Linked DNA regions of Homo sapiens: regions 1 and 2 are each linked to region 3. A link is a loop called in an ENCODE intact Hi-C map of the cell type or tissue named here. Cell type or tissue: heart right ventricle. All regions are shown on one strand. Each heading gives the region's core, and the rest is flanking DNA. Links, peaks and the distances in the headings are about the cores only.

The links. Hi-C counts contacts between places; a loop is a spot of excess contacts. Peaks named below come from ENCODE experiments on the same cell type or tissue, not always from the same donor. Only the 100,000 strongest peaks of a DNase experiment are listed, where the experiment ranks them.
Region 1: it touches region 3 in a loop (2.4-fold over the local background); 15 of 110 quality-filtered maps call a loop at or near these places.
Region 2: it touches region 3 in a loop (2.1-fold over the local background); 15 of 110 quality-filtered maps call a loop at or near these places.

Annotation. Positions count from the first base shown.
Region 1 is chr16:3,163,240-3,169,731 of GRCh38, reverse strand. It overlaps TRK-CTT8-1 (tRNA-Lys (anticodon CTT) 8-1), which reads right to left and starts at 4,794; the gene lies at 4,722-4,794. RefSeq lists an enhancer at 3,745-3,804. In heart right ventricle, for the core only: CTCF peaks have their summits at 3,385 and 3,597 (motif pointing right); a DNase peak (open chromatin) is centred at 3,621; H3K4me3 peaks cover 452 bases; H3K27ac peaks cover 278 bases; H3K27me3 peaks cover 843 bases.
Region 2 is chr16:3,146,622-3,153,113 of GRCh38, reverse strand. It overlaps TRR-CCG1-3 (tRNA-Arg (anticodon CCG) 1-3), which reads right to left and starts at 2,440; the gene lies at 2,368-2,440. TRR-CCT3-1 (tRNA-Arg (anticodon CCT) 3-1) reads right to left here and starts at 214; the gene lies at 142-214. It also overlaps the pseudogene CASP16P and the pseudogene TRP-AGG6-1. RefSeq lists silencers at 47-186, 2,368-2,717 and an enhancer at 3,318-3,367. In heart right ventricle, for the core only: a CTCF peak has its summit at 3,284; DNase peaks (open chromatin) are centred at 2,493 and 3,133; H3K4me3 peaks cover 2,655 bases; H3K27ac peaks cover 1,958 bases.
Region 3 is chr16:3,454,118-3,460,609 of GRCh38, reverse strand. The region is part of intron 2 of NAA60 (N-alpha-acetyltransferase 60, NatF catalytic subunit); the gene reads right to left. Among named protein-coding and RNA genes, the nearest start is that of NAA60, 14 kb to the right of the region's middle. RefSeq lists enhancers at 110-279, 216-385, 2,724-2,893 and a silencer at 2,214-2,963. In heart right ventricle, for the core only: a CTCF peak has its summit at 2,537 (motif pointing right); DNase peaks (open chromatin) are centred at 2,111, 2,619, 2,939, 4,529 and 1 weaker place; H3K4me3 peaks cover 3,866 bases; H3K27ac peaks cover 5,000 bases.

The DNA.
Region 1 (6,492 bases), core at 1,037-6,036, 290 kb after region 3:
TGCACTCCAAGCTGGGCGACAAGAGCAAGACTCCGTCTCAAATAAACTAAAATAAAATAAAATAAAATGAAAAAGAACAAGTCAGGTCTAGATTTATCTACATGGAGTCAAATTTTTTATTCTCAAAGATCACAGGCGTCGTGTGTTAAAGCATGCATCTAATTTTTTGGTGGGCACAATAGTAGGCACAAAATAAAGAGCACACAGTTCAAAGTGAAGATTGACAATAACCAAGAAAAATACCTTTGAAAAACAGCCAGTGTTCATTTTCTGGCATTGATGCTGAGCCACAGTTATGGAAGTCTTAGGGGATACTGGGTGAATGCTACACAAGAGTTTTCTGTACTTTTTTTTTTCTTTTTGACCACTTACTGTGAATCTATAATTGTTTTAAAATAAAAAGTAAATAGGCTGGCCCAATGATGCACATCTGTAATTCCAGCATTTTGGGAGGCCGAGGAGGGAGGATCACTTGATCCCAGGAGCTCAAGACCATCCTGGGCAACATAGAAAGACCCGGTAGCTAAATTTAAATAAATCAATCAGGCCGGCTACGGTGGCTCATGCGTGTAACCCCAGGACTTTGGGAGGCTGAGGCGGGTGGATCACTAGAGGTCAGGACTTAAAGACCAGCCTGGCCAGCATGGTGAAACCCTGTCTCTACTAAAAATACAAAAAATAGTCTGGCGTGGTGGCACACGCCTGTAATCCCAGCTACTCGGCAGGCTGAGGCAAGAGAATCGCTTGAATCCGGGAGGTGGAGGTTGCAATGAGTTGAGTTCACGTCACTGCATTCCAGCCTAGGTGACAGAATAAGACTTCATCTAAATAAATAAATAAAATTAGCTGGGTGTGGTGGCACAAGTCTGTTGTTTCAGCTACTTGGAAATCTGAGGTAGGAGAATTCCTGAGTCCAGGAGGCTGAGACTGCAGTTAGCTACGATCACACCACTGCACTCCAGCCTGGGCAACAAAGCAAGACCCTGTCTTGGAAAAATAAAATAAAATGAATAGACTTTCAAAAATTACAGGCTGTCATAAGGGTGTTGTCATATATAGATGAGTTCCTGACATGGGAACAATGAGTCTAGGAGTGACATTTAAGCTGAGACAGGAGAGAAAATACGGGGCCAGTCAAGAAAGAGGAGGAAGAACAGCATTCCAGTCCAGGAACTGGTAACTGATGGGAGTTGAAGCAAAGAAGGAAAATAATTGGCTGGACGCAATGTCTCACAAGACGATCCCTTGAGCTCAGGAGTTTGAGACCAGCCTAAGCAACATAGTGAGGCCCCATCTCTACAGAAAACACACAAAAAAATTAGCTGGTGCATGAGGTGGGAGTATTGCTTGAGCTGAGAAGGTTGAGGCTGCAGTGAGCTGTGTTCTCACCACCATGCTGCAGCCTGGGTAACAAAGTAAGATTCTGGCTGGTCACGGTGGCCCATGCCTGTAATCCCAGCATTTTGGGAGGCCGAGGCTCACCTGAGGTCAGGAGTTCGAGAGAAGCCTGGCCAACATAGTGAAACCCCAACTCCACTAAAAATACAAAAATTAGCCTGGTGTGGTGGGCACCTGTAATCCTAGCTACTCCAGCTACTCGAGAGGCTGAGGCAGAGAGAATTGCTTGAACCCGGCAGGTGGAGGTTGCAGTGAGTGGAGATTGCACCACTGCACTCCAGCCTGGGTGACAGAGCAAGATTCTGCCTCTAAAACAAACAAACGATTAATGCAGGTGTGAATTGCATCAAGCGCCCTTCCAAACATTAAGATCACCACATAGCTTCTTTTTTATTCTGTTAATATGATGAATTATTTTGATAATTTTCTTGAATTTAGGCCAACCTTGTACTCTTGGAATATACCTAGTTCAGCCTTTATTTGATAGCTCCAGTCTTTCTTTTTTTTTTTTATTTCTATTTATTTTTATTTTTTTGAGACGGAGTCTTGCTCTGTCACCCAGGCTGGAGTGCAGTGGTGTGATCTCAGCTCACTGCAAGCTCCGCCTCCTGGGTTCACGCCATTCTCCTGCCTCAGCCTCCCCAGCAGCTGGGACTACAGGCGCACGCCGCCACGCCCGGCTAATTTTTTGTATTTTTAGTAGAGACGGGGTTTCCCCGTGTTAGCCAGGATGGTCTTGATCTCCTGACCTCGTGATCCGCCCGCCTCGGCCTCCCAAAGTGCTGGGATTACAGGCGTGAGCTACCACGCCCGGCCTGATAGCTCCAATCTTTCTAAAAAGACTCAATGACAATCACAGGATAGCCCTATCCCCTCCCTGAAAAATGTCCAGGATTGATAGCTTCGGACAGAAGAGTGGGCACCAGTCCGCAATCCACCCCTGGCTCTGCAACCCTCACAGGCCAAGGATACAAGTGACCCCAACCCCATTCCCCATGTATCGCTGTGACACAAGGTCATGGTTATAAGGCCCCAAGAGCCAACATCCTCGAGGTGGGATTCGAACTCTGACCAGAGGCTGAGGCGATGGTGCTGCATTATTGGGACCTGCGCTGGTGAGGTGCCTGTAGCCTTTTGTCCCAGCCTCTGATCTGCCTTCCTCAGGGCCCCCAGACTGCCTCAGCACCCCCACTGGGAAATGTGTCCAAAGCCACTCTAAAGCCCAGAGATCAAGGTTTGACTCCCATTCCAAAGACACACCTTGGCTGGTTACAACCATAATGCAAACCTACACCCAGAGTCCAAGGAAGGTGCCAGGCTGAAGAAAAACACTGACAAATCATCTTTCTTAGGAAAGAAACATTTATTAGGGACTTATGAACAGAATCCACTTCTGGGTCTCTCGTGGCAGGGAGACAAGATAGTGGGTCTCCATGCCTTTACCGCCCAGACCCAGGGTCTACATACCACAGGGAAAGGGTGTATGTGCTTCACAAGGAATGTTTAAGGCACTTGCTTAAGGGCAAGATTTATGGTAAATGCAATAGCAGCAAGGTTGTTTTGACCTAAGGGCAGAATTTATGGTTAGTCTTACACAAGAAACAATAGATGAACTGGAATACTTAGAGGCTGTCCCAGAAGTGGGATTAATGAGAAATCTTTATGGTGGATTAACATCCTACACAGGGTTGCCTTCGCCTCCAAAAAACCTGTTAGGCATGTTTTGGAGGGACTGGGTGGCTGCACTCCTGGTCTCCTAATAACAAGGGCCACCATCCAAACACTGAGAGAGATAAGTAATGGCTGGGTCATACTGGTTTCTGGGGCCCTGGTGTCTCTCCCAAGAGCCTGAGTTAGCCGGGGGATTGTGGAGCAGGTGGGAGGTGGTCTCTCCATGTTGACCAGTGGGCGGCAAGCCACCCAGGTGCCGAGGCAAGAGACCGAGGGCACGAGCTGTTCCAGTATAATAAAATATATAAAATAACAAGAGTTATACTAGATATAGATCATAGATATGACTATATATAAGTATGATTAATCATTAGTTTGTAGTAATTACTCTTTATTCCAATATTATAATAATCCTCGCTCTACAATCATAACCTATGAAAAACCAGGCCATACAGAGATAGGAGCTGGAGGAACATGGTGAGAAGTGACCAGAAGACAAGCGTGAGCCTTCTGTTATGCCCAGACAGGGCCACCAGAGGGCTCCTTGGTCTAGCGGTAACGCCAGCGTCTGGGAAGACGGAAGTTACCAAGCAGACCGTGGTCTAGTGATAGCGTCAGTGCCAAGGAAAAGCACCCGCTATTTAGCAGACCGGGAAAGGGAGTCTCCCTTTCCCCGGGGGAGTTTAGAGAGAAGACTCTACTCCACCATCTCCTGTGGAGGGCCTGACATTAGTCAGGTCTGGAGGCCTAACCGTCTCCCTGTGATGCTGTGCTTCAGCAGTCACGCTCCTGGTCCACTTTCATGTTCCATCCTGTACACCTGGCTCTGCCTTCTAGATAGCAGTAGCAGAATTAGTGAAAGTATTAAAAGCCTCTAAAATGCAGAAATAATGGCGTAAGCTGTCTTTCCTCTCTCTCTCTCCTCCTCGGGTGCCATACAGGGAAGGGCCCCGTCCAGTGGACATGTGACCCACGTGACCTCACCTATCACTGGAGATGGCTCACACTCCTTACCCTGCCCCCTTGCCTTGTATCCAATAAATAACAGGGCAGCCTGGCATTCGGGGCCACTACCGGTCTCCGCGTCTTGGTGGTGGTGGTCCCCCCGGGGCCCAACTGTCTTTTCTTTTATCTCTTTGTCTTGTGTCTTTATTTCTATGGTCTCTCATCTACATACATGGGGAGAAAACCCCACAGACCCTGTAGGGCTGGCCCCTACATTGACCCACAGTCTCAGCTGAACTGGGTGGGAGGGCCCTTCTCCCTTGGCTGAACTTGGAAGCAGCACATCCACCTCCAGCCCTGGGACTGAGTCTCCTGGGGGAGGGAAGGAAACTTTGGGTCTTGTGCTAACGTAAAGGGATCCAGGTTCTCTACCCCAGCCTAGGGTGAGCAGACAGAACTTCCTGGGGTGCAAATCTCCTATTCCTTTTCCCTAAGAGACTCTGGTTCTCGGACACCGGCTGTGAGAGATAACACAGCAGTCCAGTGGTCAGATTGATGAATTTGGGAGGAGGCCTTGAAACCTCTGATGGGGACACAGATTGAGTTGGGACTCAGTGAAACTTTACCTTCCAGTTAGGGGCCAAGCTTCGGAAACTGGGTCACCTGCGATGATGCTGAATTCTGTGTACCAAGAATGGTAAAAGCTCCGCCCAACATGGAGCTCGAGCCCACGACCCTGAGATTAAGAGTCTCATGCTTTGCCGACTGAGCTAGCCAGGCTGATGTAATAATACTTGCTTCCCACCCTAATACTCAGAATCCTCAAAACAGGCGCTGCAAAAACAAAAACAAAAACAAAAAAACAAAGGCTGTGGTGACTCTAGTCCCGAGGAGGTGGTGCAGGGATGGCTACCCGCGGAGCCGGCCTCTGGCATTCAGACAGCTGGGTGCACAGTCCCTGCCGGGGTCTCCGGACATCTGGGAGCCCCTATCCTCCCCTTCTCAGCGAGTTGTGTAACCTCAAACCCGAGCCTCCAGTCAGGTGGAATTTGTAGTCAGGGACCATTAGCCATGGGTGGTCCTGAGTGGGAGGCGGGGAGGAAAGGAACAACCTCTCTCTGGGGCCCAAGTGCGGATCCGAAGGGGCCTGGGTCCACGCTTCGCTGCCAATATAAATCCCAATTCCTACTTAATATTGAGCCCAGCCTCTGCATATCTCCAAACCGTTTCAAATGACCCAAAGAACCTGCCTCTTCCCACTCCCCTGCAGATCTGCATGCACGGTGGAGGCAAGCGGCTCATGACAGAGGTTTCTCCATGTTGGTCAGGCTGGTCTCGAACTGCCGACCTCAGAACTGCCGACCTCCGGTGATCCGCCCGCCTCCGCCTCCCAAAGTGCTGGGATTACCGGCGATCCCGGCTGCTGGTCTGCGCTGCTTCTGCATTAATGATCAGTGCGGGGTCAGGGGGCCAGCGGAGGCCGGGAAGGAGGGACTGAAGCGAAAGAGTAGAGCAGCGGGGTAGGGTCTGTCCTGAGTGTGTGCCTCACGAAATGGACCCTCTTGTCTTGGGACCCAGTTCTTCCTCGCCTCCCCTTCCCTTCCTTAGATCGGAACAGGAACTGCAGGGCGGCCTCTGTCAAGCACATCTGTGAGAAGAGACCACCAAACAGGCTTTGTGTAAGCAGTAAAACTTTTTTAATCACCTGGGTGCAGGCGGACTGAGTCCGAAAAAGGAGTCAGCGAAGGGAGATGGGGAAGGGGTTGCTTTGTAGGAGTTGGGTAGGTAATGGAAAATTACAGTAAAAGGTGGTTATCTATTGTTAGCAGAGGAGGGGGTCACAAGGTATGTGGTAGGGAGGTCATAAGATTTATTGTCCAAAAGAAGAATGTCACAAAGTCGATTGATCAGCCAAGGTAGGGCAGGGACAAGTCACAGTGGTAGAATGTTGTAATGTTGGTTAATCACTTAAGGCAGGAACCGGCTGTTATACTTCTTTGTGGTTTTTTTGGCTTCTTCAGACTTCTTGGCTCCTGCAGGCCATCTGCACGTATATGTGCAGGTCACAGGGGTTATAATGGTTGAGCTTTAGGCTCAGAGGCCTGACACCTCGACCTGTGACCCAGGGCCCAGCAGCAGCCTCGCGGCCTGGCCGTCATCGGCCATCGGCCCAACTTCCTCTTTGTCCACAAGGGGAGCAGTCTCAGGAGTCCCTCCTGCTCCCAGCCAGGGAGTGTCATCGCAGACCTGGTCATTCTCAAAGCCTGGAAAATCCCAGCTTGAAAATGTCAATCAGGCCGGGCGCGCAGGCGCGGGGGCTCACGCCTGTAATCCCAGCACTTTGGGAGGCTGAGGCGGGTGGATCACCTGAGGTGAGGAGCTGGAGACCAGCCTGGCCAACATGATGAAACTCCGTCTCTACTAAAAATACAAAAAATTAGCCAGGCGTGGTGGCACCCGCCTGTAATCCCAGCTACT
Region 2 (6,492 bases), core at 1,010-6,009, 310 kb after region 3:
TGCTCGTCTTCCTTGAAAACAGGTAGAGGTTTCTGATTTAGAGCCTTTTTGGTAACCCTTCGGAAACTCCGCACCTCCACTGGAGTATACCGCATTCTAACTCTTCTGCCCGATAAGGAACACTAAAATTCGGCCTTTCTTTACCCCGGGTGGGACTCGAACCCACAATCCCTGGCTTAGGAGGCCAATGCCTTATCCATTAGGCCACCGGGGCGGATAACAAAACGCTGTCGCTTGTCTTAGACCAGTTTCTCCATCACTCCGCGGTGGTTCCTGCACAGCCTGCCCGTCCTACCCTGGCCTTTCTCCCGCCCCTCCACTGCAATCCAAGCTTCGGTTCAGATCTCGTCCGCTCCTGAGCATCCTCGGGACCCCAAAGAGACGGCGCACGTGCAGAGGGACCTGAAAGACACCGAACGTCAGATTTTTGGCTCCGCTCTTTGGTCTAGGGGTATGATCTTCGCTTAGGGTGCGAGAGGTGCCTGGATCAACTCCTTCACAAGCCGTCGTCTCCACTCAGGAGACAACCCAAGTCTAGGGGTAATTAGTAGCGAATGATGCACTTGCGATGGGTAGAGTGTATGGGAAGGGGCACGCGATGCCAGCTCAGCAACTGGCTCCTCATCCCGAGCCCGCCGCTTCTGGAAGTGTCGGTCTTCGTCCTCCTCCCCCGCATTGTCCGTTAGACCAAGGGTGCCGCCCAGTGGTCGGAAGCCTCTTAATAATGACCCTCCAAAATCCGCCCTCTACATCCCCAGCTGGCTAGGTGTTAATCTCAGGATCGCCACGTTGGGTGTTTACTTTCCTGCCCCAACACGTGTGTTATTTTCCTTTTTTAAAAAATCTGTATTTTAATGACGTTCTTTTCCTTTAATACCTAGTAAACGCTTCAGTCCAGGAGTTCGAGACCATCATGGGCAAAATAGTGAGCGCCCCGTCTCTACCAAAAACAAATACCTTCGTAAACCACTGAAACATCAAAAAAAATTAAAGGAGAAAGTGACACCCTGCACGACGCCAGGTCACCAGCGTCCGCCGACCGGAGGCCATGCCTGCAGCTGCGACTCTCCGCAGCCTTCACCCCGTGGAAGGATACCCCACCCCGTGGAAGGATACCCCAAGAGGCGCTGCTCGGCACCCGGACTAAACTCGGGTTCCGCTGGTAGACATTTTTTTTCCCCTCGGCGAAATATTAACTCAATCCTGGAGATACTCTTTGAATTTTATTTTATTTTATTTTATTTTATTTTATTTTATTTTATTTTATTTTATTTTATTTATTTTCTATTTTGAGACGGAGTCTCGCTCTGTCGCCCAGGCTGGAGTGCAGTGGCGCGATCTTGGCTCACTGCAGCCTCCGGCCTCCCGGGTTCAAGCGATTCTCCTGCCTCAGCCTCCTGAGTAGCTGGGAGTACAGGCGCGCGCCACCACGTCCCGCTAATTTTTGTATTTTTAGTAGAAACGGGGTTTTACCATGTGAGTCAGGCTGGTCTGGAACTCCCGACCTCATGATTCGCCCGCCTCGACCTCCCAAAGTGCTGGGATTAGAGGCGTGAGCCACCGCGCCCGGCTCATCACCACTATAATCGTTTTCTTTTTTACTTTGTTACCCCATGATCAGTTGATACAAAGTTTTTCATCACAATAATCAATTAAACTACACATGTCGCCGGGCGCGGTGGCTCACGCCTGTAAGCCCAGCACTTTGGGAGACCGAGGCTGGACGATCACCTGAGGTCGGGAGTTCGAGACCAGCCTGGCCAACATGGAGAACCCACCCCCGCCCACCCCCCCACCCTACTAAAAATACAAAAATTAGCCGGGCCTGGTGGCGCATGCCTGTAATCCCAGCTACTCGGAAGGCTGAGGCAGGAGAATCGTTTGAACCCGGGAGGCGGAGGTTGCAGTGAGCGGAGATCAAGACATTGCACTCCAGCCTAGGCAACAAGAGCGAAACTCCGTCTCAAAAAAAAAACAAAAACAAAAACAAAAAACTACAGGTGTCCTTTGATCCCTTGGGGCAACTCCTCACAGCAAGCAATCCCAGCCCCGCGTCTGTCACGGTTTCCATCACCTGAACGTTAATTTGTGAAGTCAATCCCCTACCAGATCCCAGGACCTGCGTTCTCTGGCTTCAAGCTCCGCAGTCCGCCAGGGCCCTGCCGGCGTTCTCTAAGTCGCCCTCGCTGCTATTCTGGCCCTGGGTCCTTAGCTTCGCGACTGGAGGCGCAGGGCGAGGTCCCAGTGTTCCTACGGGGGTGAGGGGAGAGCGACCGGCGCACTCAGTTCGAGTGTCGTAGTCGCCCAGGGTGCAGTCCCAGGTGAAGAAATTTTAAGTGGAGCTGGAAGAAAACGTTAACATGGCAACGACCACGAAGGGACTCGAACCCTCAATCTTCTGATCCGGAATCAGACGCCTTATCCATTAGGCCACGCGGCCCTGCGGCTGTATGGCTCCCAGCTATTCTCATAAAGCTTTCTATAGCCTATGCTGTCGCTTTAACGCGCATGCTTAGAGTGAGGGGAGGCCGGTCCTTCCGAGGCTCCCGGTGGGCGGGACTCCGAGCTGGGCCACCGCGCCGGGCCGCTGAGGCTGCTGGGTGGAAACCGCCGCCGCGGGCCCGGGACTGTGAGTTCGAGCCCTGGCGAGCCCGCCCTACCCCACCCTCCCCGCAGCAGGCCCCTCCGAGACGCCGTTTGGGAGCGCTTTCCCCCATGTGCCTCCCGCCGCTTTGGGTCAGGGGCTGCAAGCTGCTTGCCCAGCCCCTGTGCTTGCTCCATCACGGTGAACCTGCAAAGGTGTGTTTCAGAGGCTTTTGGCCCCAGACTTTATTCTGGCCGCCTGGAAAGCGGAGGCCGTGTCTCCTGAGTTTCTATGGCCCAGCGCGGGGTGGAGGTGGGGCGCGCATACACAGGGACATGTCTGGGAGAGGGATATGCGTCCTCTTCCTGGGACCCCTCTCCCCCTGGACGCTCCCATAACCGAACTGCCAACCCAGCCCAGCCCAGTCCAGCCCATGTTGGGTTCCTAAGTCCCGGAAGCTGGGCACAGGCCCCAACTCGGTTCCCATGGACACTATTGCGTCCATATGCAGTGCCAGGCGCTTTACACACATTATCTCACTTATTTCACACGTCCTTGAGAACAGGCACTGTTCACGGCAGATATTTATTGCACGGCCACCCCCACGCTGCCACGCCTCGCTCTCAGATGAGGAAACCGGGGGGATGGGGGGTGGATGGAGGCAAGAATGGCGCTGGGATCTGGCCACCGTCTCAGCAGCGCCCCCGTGGCCGCCGCACCCTCAGGCCTGGAGGCAGAGCCGGCGCCGGAGCGAGCTGCGGATCTCCAGGCAGGCCTTGCGGAGTTCATCGCAGTCGGGGCCCAGCACCTCCTGCTCGCACACCCGCCTGTTGACCTGAGGACCACACCCAGCCTGCGCCCGGGGTTACAGCCCTCCGGGGCTCAGCCTGCCCCAGGGGAGAGCCCCTGGCTTGGTACATTGCAAGGCCTAAAATTTCAAGGACTGCCTGGACATCTTTGAGGCTCGCAGAGCTCCAGAGGCCTAACGGTGAATTCCTCTGCTCTGGCCAGACATGTCCCCACCCAGCAGGACAGGCTCCCACCCCCTAGGTCCCCTCTCAGCAGACCAGCTGCACCCCACCTGGTCGTCACCCTAATGGACTTCAGCCCCCTGACAGGCCTTGGAAATATTCAAACCAACCAACCACATCTGCCCGTGGGAACCAGGGGGCATCTCACTCTCTTGTCACTACAAAGCCAGCTTCCCACTGGCCCTGCAGGTTCACCCTGCTCTGAGCACAAGCCCAGGTGGCCCCGCATGACATGCAGTGTCCTCCTCCCCACCCGACTGCAGTACGTGTGACTAAGAACTGCAGTGGATGGCATCTGTGCAGCGTCGGCCATCCTGCGTTTGGTTATCTTGTAGTATTGAGGGCAGAGGATCCCTCCTTCGCCAATGGAGTTCATAGGAGGTGATCAGAATACCAGGGCTGGGGAGAAGGGCAAACCCAGCTCCTTGCCACTTGTCACCCTGGAACCCCCCAACACACCTCAGTCAGCAGCTCCAGAAGGTCTCTCCCGGGGTTGGCTCTGAGGACCTCCACCAGTGTCTGGATAAAGTCTGAGCCCTTGTCATCGCGATAGGCCACATAGCCTAGGTCAGGGGATCAGGGCCAGAGCATCAGACCAAGGCCCCAACCCTCTGCCTTCCAATCCCAGGGGTCCTATTGTTGGTGGAAAGTGGGGTACAAGGAGGCAGGACCCAGGAATCAGGCAAGAGAACAGGGCAGGGAGCAGGGACTTCTTGCATCTGGAACAAGTTGTTGCTAGGTATTTGCAGAGGTGAGCCTATGGAGAGATTCACTACTGAACAAACATTTACTGTGCACCTACTATGTGCCAGACACTGAGCAGGGCCTTGGGGCAGGCAGGTCTACCCTGGCCTCGTGGAACTCACAGCCTAGAGGAAACCTGCACACACAGTGGTTGGCACAGCTGCGCCTCACAGCACTCACCATCACTGCTGTTACTACACATCCTAACCCATGTAGGGAACATGGCTGGACCACAGCTGGGCTGGCATCTCTGTGCCCCAACCCTAAGCCCTAGCTGCCCCTAAGGCTACTCCAGATCTTAGGCCAGGAAGCTGGGCCCTGTGTAACCACAGGCTCCCGATGACCCATCTCCTTACCCTCTGCGGCTGAGTAGACCGTCAGGATGTCTGCTTGGTCAGAGCTCCCTGGAGGGGTGCCCCTGCAGGAGCTGCCTGCAAGAGGAATCAATTCCAGTGATCAACATCGTGGAACTCCATCAGCCCCGGGAGCTCCCCATCTGTGGCTTAAGGGCAGCCCAGGGAGGTGGAAAGAGTGCAGGGCAGGAATGACAGACGGAAGTTCAAAGCTCGGCCCAGCCACTTAACAGCTGTGACCTCAGAAAAGCTATTTGACCTTACCGACTCCAGGGTTCTTGCCAGGCTCCAACAGGGGAAGAAGCTCCCACTTCCCAAAGGCCCTTGCGGTTTAGGAAGATTTTTTTTCTTCCCATTGTCTTGGCAAACAGAGGATGCAGGTGGCAGCCATACCCCAGCTTAGAGCCCTGGAGATGCTCTCTGGACGGTCCCCACAACCAGCCCTGCCCAAGCCCAGGCCCTGGAAGGAAGGCAGAACCCACCTTGGGCCTCAGCGTAGATCTGCAGGACATCTGCATGGGAGGGGACAGATGGAGGTGCCCGCAGCCAGCTCCAGTACCAGGGGAGAGCTGTGGGCCCCACACCAGCATCCCTGTTTCCTGAAGAGGGTGGGGAGAGGCAGATAGTCTCACTCCGGGGATACCTGGGGGTGCTCAGGGGTCTAGTGTGAATGTGGGGTCAAGGTGAGAACCCAACTCCAGAGCTCCAGGGCAGGCTTGCCAGACTGGAGACATTCAGAGCGCTGAATGACAGGTGTTGAGAGTTAAGGGTTCAAGGTCGTGGACTTGACCTCTAGGAGAGGACAGGAGAGGGGGCAGGGAAGGGCAGGTACCCGGGCTCCCTGGAGAAGGTAGACAGTGAGTCCCGGGGGCTGAAGCTTGGCCGAGGAAAGTGAGGGCAGTAGGAGGCCGGGCCGCTCACCCCCACGGCAGGCCTGCAACAGGAAGATCTTGGGGCGGCCCTGCAGCACCTGGCAGCGGCTCAGCTCCTGCATGAGTGCCTCGGGCTGCACCTCTTGCCCGTCAGCCCCCAGCAGCTGACCCCGTGGTCCCCCATGGGCCATCAGGGCCACAAGGGCACAGCTCACAGGGCCCCTGCAGGTGTCCAGTTGCTCCCGGAACTGGGCCAGCTCCTCCTGGAAAGCCTGGGGTGGGAACAATGTTGAGGCCTGGGCCAAAGCCACCGCCTCCCCAGCCACTGGCTGCCCTCTGTGAGGCTGACAAGGTTTCCCAGACCCTGCCCCACCTGGCCTCCCACCGCCTGCCACTCACAGGTCCAGGGAGGAAGCCCTCTTTTTTTTTTTTTTTTTTTTTGGGAAGGAGTCTTGCTCTGTCACCCAGGCTGGAGTGCAGTGGCGCGATCTCGGCTCACTGCTATCTCTGCCTCCTGGGTTCAAGCGATTCTCCTGCCTCAGCCTCCTGAGTAGCTGGGAATACAGGTACATGCCACCACACCCGGCTAATTTTTTGTATTTTTAGTAGAGATGAGGTTTCGCTGTGTTAGCCAGAATGGTCTCGATCTCCTGACGTCGTGATCCGCTTGTCTCGGCCTCCCAAAGTGCTGGGATTACAGGCGTGAGCCACTGTGCCCGGCCTGTTTTTGTTTTTTGAGACAGAGTCTTGCTCTGTCGCCCAGGCTGGAGTGCAGTGGCACAATCTCAGCTCACTGCAACCTCGGCCTCCTGGGTTCAAGCCATTCTCCTGCCTCAGCCTCCCAAGTAGCTGGGATTACAGGCACGCACCACCATGCCCTACTAATTTTGTCTATATAGTAGAGACGA
Region 3 (6,492 bases), core at 635-5,634:
CGGATCACTTGAGGTCAGGAGTTCAAGACCAGCCTGGCCAACATGGCAAAACCCCGTCTCCACCAAAAATACAAAAAAATTAGCTAGGCATGGTGGCACATGACTGTAATCCCAGCTACTCAGGAGGCTGAAGCAGGAGAATCACTTGAGTTTGGGAGGTGGAGGTTGCGGTGAGCCGAGATTACGCCACTGCATTCTAGCCTGGGCGACAGAGTGAGAACCTATCTCCAAAAAACAACAACGACAACAAAAAAACAAAAACAAACAAACAGTCATGAGGGCTTCGTGGATTCCTTCCAAAAAGAGATGGATAGGGGAGATAATGGAGATGACGCAGATGTGGAGGAGCTGCCATTTAAGAAAACAGTGTCTGATAAACAGCCAGCTTTCTATTCAAGTGAGAGATGTCACCAAGCAAATGGGACCTCTGGGCTATTTCAGCAGAGCAAGGCCATGCACTGCCCTAACTCAGAGGGCTGAAGCCTCTTCTCTGCATCTATCTGTTCCCTATGGCTGCAATGTGACCATTCTGGATTCTGTATCCACCTCGTCTAACCACCGCTAACAGGTACACCCCGTCTCCAGTTACGAGCACCCAGTTAGCAAGAACAGGGCACAATCCCTCCTGGTCTCCTTTTAGGTGTAAGTATCTTTTATCATTCAAATCTCCTCACATCCAGGAACTTTCTTCCATTCTAATCTGAAGCATGCTGTTGCTAAGCAACCCAGATAAGTCACATCTAAAGATACTCTCCATACTGTCCCGGCCTGGTCAAAACAAACACGGCAACAAAGTCACTTCAAGTTACAACCAGGAGAGGCTAAAGATAGGACGGACACAGACCTTTTAAAAAGCTGTCTGTGTGTTTTATTCTGGCATGCTGATACCAGACCATGCCTTGACTTTGCTACTTTCAGTGTAAACCATTGTCACAGAAACCCACAGTGTCTGCAACTTCAGTAAGATGAAACTCCAGCAAACCACAGCCCAATCATGCACGCCCCATTCTCCAAGGGCAGATCTGCACATTAATGTAGAAAATCCCACAAGAAGGGAGATGAAGACTAGCCTTCACTGCTGTGATGAACCTGTCTGTTTGGAAAGATAACTGGGACTTATACAGCAGTCTCCCTCGAGTTTCTTCTGGTCTTTAATCTCACCTTCTCTAACTGAACTTAAAGCAGTTCACTGATATGTGTGTATTTATTTGTTTTTGCCCCAGATGCTTTTTAATTCAAAGATGTTGAAGACTCCCCCTCTCCCTGCCTGTGAACACTGACCCATATATCATAGAATTTCTACATCACAGTGCTACATGGACTGCCGCATTTCTAGAGTCGACCTTTGGAGTCACATGACTTTCATGGTTCACTCAGTTAAGCATTAACTAAGGGTTTTATGCCTTCAGTGCCCTGGTAAAAGGCAAACATCTGTACACGGCAATGTTCTCTCCAGTTCTGGCACTCTGATTACCACTCCAGATACCAAAGCGAACTACTCTGTTGGGCTGTTAACCTTTTCTTTCAAGATAAATGAGTGACACAAAAGTGTACGCCTCAAGGACTTGGCAGAGTGAAAACAAACCCACGAAACGGCCAATGTCCACGTTTACTGCAGAGTACCCCTTGCCTGATGTCCAGACCCTGGGTCCTGTCTCCGTTTGGGCACACAGATTTGTGGGTGGTCGTCCAGAGAAGGCCCACCACTTACCCCCAAATTTTCCCAGCAGGACAAACCACAAAAGCTACAGATTCCCTTTACTCCCTGGGAAGTACCCAATCTGGAGAAGAAAGTCGGAGCTGGGGGTGTGGGTTCTGTAGGGCCGGTCTGTAAAGGGCCAGGAACGTAAGGAATTTGTCTTAACAACGAAAGCTGGGAGAATAAGACTAGGAGGAGACCTAGACGGAGCCCCTGGCTTTCAGGAGTTCAGAGGAGGGCAAACAAGTCGCAGATGACTCCAATCGGCGCAACAAGTACCAAAACAGGCCCTGACCAGGCCAGGCGAGAGCGGGGCGAAGGCGGAAATCGCTGACCCGACGGAAATGGCCTGGCCCTTCACCTCGCGCGACACCCCACAGGGTACCCATGAGGACCACCCTCTAGTTGCAAATTGTCCCGACCACTCATCGCGGGGTCGGACACTGACGCAACCCCCAGGCAGAAGGCCCGACTCCCACCCAGCATGAGAGCCGCGACCTCCTCAACCCTCGTCCCTGGCCAGCGCCCACTCCCCGCCGCCGTCCCCGAAACCGGCTCCCGGGAGGACCGTGCGCCGGGGGCGCGGGCGCGGCCGGGCCTGCCTCACCAGCGCGCTCGTACCCGGTGGGCGCTGGCCCCCCTGACCCCGGCGCGGCCTCCCCGCCTACCCCGCCCCCTCGGCGCCCCGCCGCAGGTCCGAGCCCCGGCGGCCGCCCCCCGCCACCTCACCTCGTGGGGGAGCCGGCGGCCGCTGGGGGTGTTGTAGGGCTCAGCGCATCCTGGAGGCGAAGGGAGCCGGGAAGTGGGACCGCGCGGAGCCCGCAACGAGTTATGTAACCGGCAGGGGCCGCAGCCGGGACGGAGGCGGCAGCCCGCGGCACTTCCGCCTCCCGCTCCCTGCCGGCAGCGCAGCCCGGAAGCCCATTGGCCGCCGCCCCCACGTGGCCCCGCCCCCTGAGGCCGGCGCTGCCGCCATGTTGGGAGCGGGCAGGTTGGGAGCGGGCAGGCTCCGTGCGAAGCCAGGCCCAGGATCCCGTATGCGGGGCACTGGTGAGGGCCGGCTCCTTCCCTGTCCCTCGCTCCGGGAGGTCGCCGAGACATGGCCGGCCAGACCTCTGGGCTCCCCGGCCTAGCGTGTGCGGACGCCGGTGGCGCGGTTTCCGGGCCGAGGTCCCGCGGCTCTACCGAGTGGCCCCCCCGCACAGGCCCTGGCAGGCGCATCCTAAGCTCGCGAGGGCCTGCAGCGCCGGGGCTGGCCAACAACTGAAAGCAGGTGCACAAGGCTGGCTCCTGGCCGACCACCCGGAGCCAGCTGGCAGCACCACCCCGCGACGACACTGGATTCTCAGCCGTCCGATTCTGGCGAAAGGCAGTTTAGGGCTGTCCCTGAGTAAAACAGGCAACTTAAGCTGCCCTCCGGTTGTAGGGGTTCTATAATGCAAGATCTAACGCGAAGTTTTTGTTGTTGAGACAGGGTCTCTGTCTCCCAGCCTGGGGCGCAATCTCGGCTCACTGCAGCCTCCAACTCCTGGCCTCCGCCTCAGTCTCCCAAGTAGCCGAGACTACAGGTGTGAACCACCATGCCTGGCTAATTAAAAAACAGGTTTTTTGGGTTTTTTGTTTTTTTGTAGGGATGGGAATGTCATTATGTTGCCCAGGCTGGTCTTGAACCCCTGGCCTCAAGTGATCTGCCCGCCTGGGCCTCTTAAAATACTGGGATTACTGACGTGAGCCACCACGACCAACCTGGGCTGTATATTTCAACTCCGAGCTTTCCAGAATCCAATTTGAAGAGAACTGGTTATAAGATTCGAGTCTTGGCTGGGTGTGGTGGCTCACGCCTATAATTCTAGCACTTCCGGAGGCCGAGGTGGGTGGATCACCTGAGGTCAGGAGTTCCAGACCAGCCTGGCCAACATGATGAAACCCTGTCTCTACTAAAAATACAAAAAAATTAGCCAGGCGTGGTGGCATGTGCCCATAATCCCACCTACCTGGGAGGCTGAGGCAGGAGAATCGTTTGAACCCTGGAGGTGGAGGCTGCAGTGAGCCGAGATTGCGCCACTGCACTCCAGCCTGCGCGACAAAAGCAAAACTCCATCTAAAAAAAAAAAGATTTGAGTCTGCGTGTCAAACTGTCCCCTAGTATCCATTGTCCTACTCTGCCATCTTCTCCTTTTAAAAAATAACTGCTTTATCATCATCTAGTAGTAACAGAATCCCACCCCCTTCAGCAGGCAGATCACTGTCAAGCTAGGCTTTTATTTCTCAGCCTCTCCTGCAGCAGGATCAGGCTATGTGCCAAAAGTTTCACCAGTGAACAAGAGAGAGCACAATGTTGGCAACTTCTGTGTCATGTGCTTAAAAGAATATTGCTAAATTGTTAACAACTGGTGAAGCGCATTATTCTTTCAAAAATTGAGGAGGTTTGAAATTTTCAAAATAAAAGATGGGGTTAAAAAAAAAAAGGAAATTGCTCGCTCTGTACTTCCTCTCCCCTTTCCCACTGGCTAGAAGATGGATGCCGTGGGGAGCCCAATCAATCATAAAAACAGGCAAAACTCAGGTGCCTGCTACTCAGTGCAGTCTGCGGTCCAGGAGCAGCGGCATCACCTGGGAGCTTGCTAAAAATGCAGAACCTCAGGACTCAGTTGGACTGAGTCAGAATGGGCACTTAATTCAGAATCTGCATTCAACAAGACCCCCATGTGAGTAACAAGCACAGTACAGTTTGAAAAAACACTCCCTAAGTAACAACAGAGTAACAACATTCTATTGTTTCCACGGGGTGTGTGTTTGTTTTGAGACCGTGCCCGGCTGTTTCCAGGGTTCTAAATACAGCACCGTTAAGATGAACTGGCAAACAGAACAGCATGTACATCCCTTCAAACTTTACTCTTTTTTTGGGCAGGGCGCGGTGGCTCATGCCTGTAATCCCAGCACTTTGGGAGGTCAAGTCGGGTGAACCATGAGGTCAAGATATCGAGACCATCCTGGCCAACATGGTGAAACCCCGTCGCTACTAAAAATACAAAAATTAGCTGGGCATAGTGGTGCGTGCCTGTAATCCCAGCTACTAAAAGGCTGAGGTGGGAGAATCGCTTGAACTCAGGACGTGGAGGTTGCAGTGAGCCGAGATCGCGCCACTGTACTCCAGTCTGGGACAGAGCAAGACTCCTTCTCAAAACAAAACAAAACAAAAAAACCCAAAACTTGGGCCGGGTGCAGTGGCTCACGCCTGTAATCCCAGCACTTTGGGAGGCCAAGGCAGGCGGATCACGAGGTCAGGAGATCAAGAGCATCCTGGCTAACACGGTGAAACCCCGTCTCTACTAAAAATACAGAAAAATTAGCCGGGCGTGGTGGCAGGTGCCTGTAGTCCCAGCTACTTGGGAGGCTGAGGCAGGAGAATGGCGTGAACCCAGGAGGTGGAGCTTGCAGTGAGCTGAGATCGCGCCACTGCACTCCAGCCTGGGTGACAGACAGAGCGAGACTCCGTCTCAAAAAAAAAAAAAAAAAAAAAACTAAAAACTCTTTTTTGGCTATGCCCGGTGGCTCATGCCTGTAATCCCAGCACTTTGGGAGGCTGACGCGGGTGGATCACTTGAGGTCAAGAGGTTCGAGACCAGCAGACCAGCCTGGCCAACATGGTGAAACCCCATCTCTACTAAAAATACAACAACAAAAAAAAATTTGCTGAGCATGGTGGTACATGCCTGTAATCCCAGCTATTCGGGAGTCTGAGACATGAGAATGGCTTGAACCCGGGAGGCCGAGGTTGCAGCGAGCCGAGATCGCACCATTGCACTCCAGCCTGGGCAACAAAGTGACAGTCTCAAAAAAGAAAAAAATACTCCTTTAAAACACAAATGAGAAAATAACTATTTCTCCACGGCTTATGTGTGAGGCATTGTGTTAAACATGTTATGCAAGATCTCATTTATCTTCACAACGGTTCATTCGGTTAGGCACCATGTGTCACTACAGGAGATATTCAAGGTTATTTGTACACTAAAAAAACTTCCACCCTTTCTCTTTGTGTTTGTGGCACAGACTCTACCCCTTGTTCCAGTGTGTTCCCTAACTGGTTTAACCCATTAAGGTCATCCCATTCTCCCTTGGCTCTGTGATGAGTTCAGAGGACCCCTGCCTAAGCAAGTCAAGCAGAGGGACATCTGCCGGTCACAGGGATGGTTCAGGAATGGGTTGATCACCATCGACTTCAGGGCTGATTGGTCCTCCACCTCTTTGCTTTCATGGTTCCTTTCTCTCTCTCTTTTTTTGCTGTGTTTGAGTGTTTCTTCCACTTGATCTAACAGGCTACTCAGTTTGTGCTGACCATTCTCTCCTTCAGTTTATCTATTAAACTTCTGATTTTTTTTTAAGCTTTTTGGTTCCATAAAGTTTTGCTATAATTGAATCTCTCGCAGAAATTCTGTTTCACCAGAACTCCTTATTTATGAGAGTCTGTCTGCTCCTTCTCCCTCTGGCTCTAAGGCCTCTTCCAGCATATTATCGCTTTTCTCTTGCCTATTTACTCATGCCTCCTTTCACCCTCTGGCCATGGGTCTAGCACAGACACCTAACGGCACTCCCAGTGGTGGGAAGCCAGCAGGCTCCTGCAGTGTAGCGACATACCAAGCTGCCAGGTCATGGCACTTGCCTGTATCCTAAATTCCTGTATCTTCAGCTGCACAACCCTCTTTCAGCCTTGGAGATAGGGAGGCAAGCAGGCTTCTCTGGCCCAGGTAGAGCAACAAGCTACCATCTACACGGTCAGCCTCTGCCCTTCC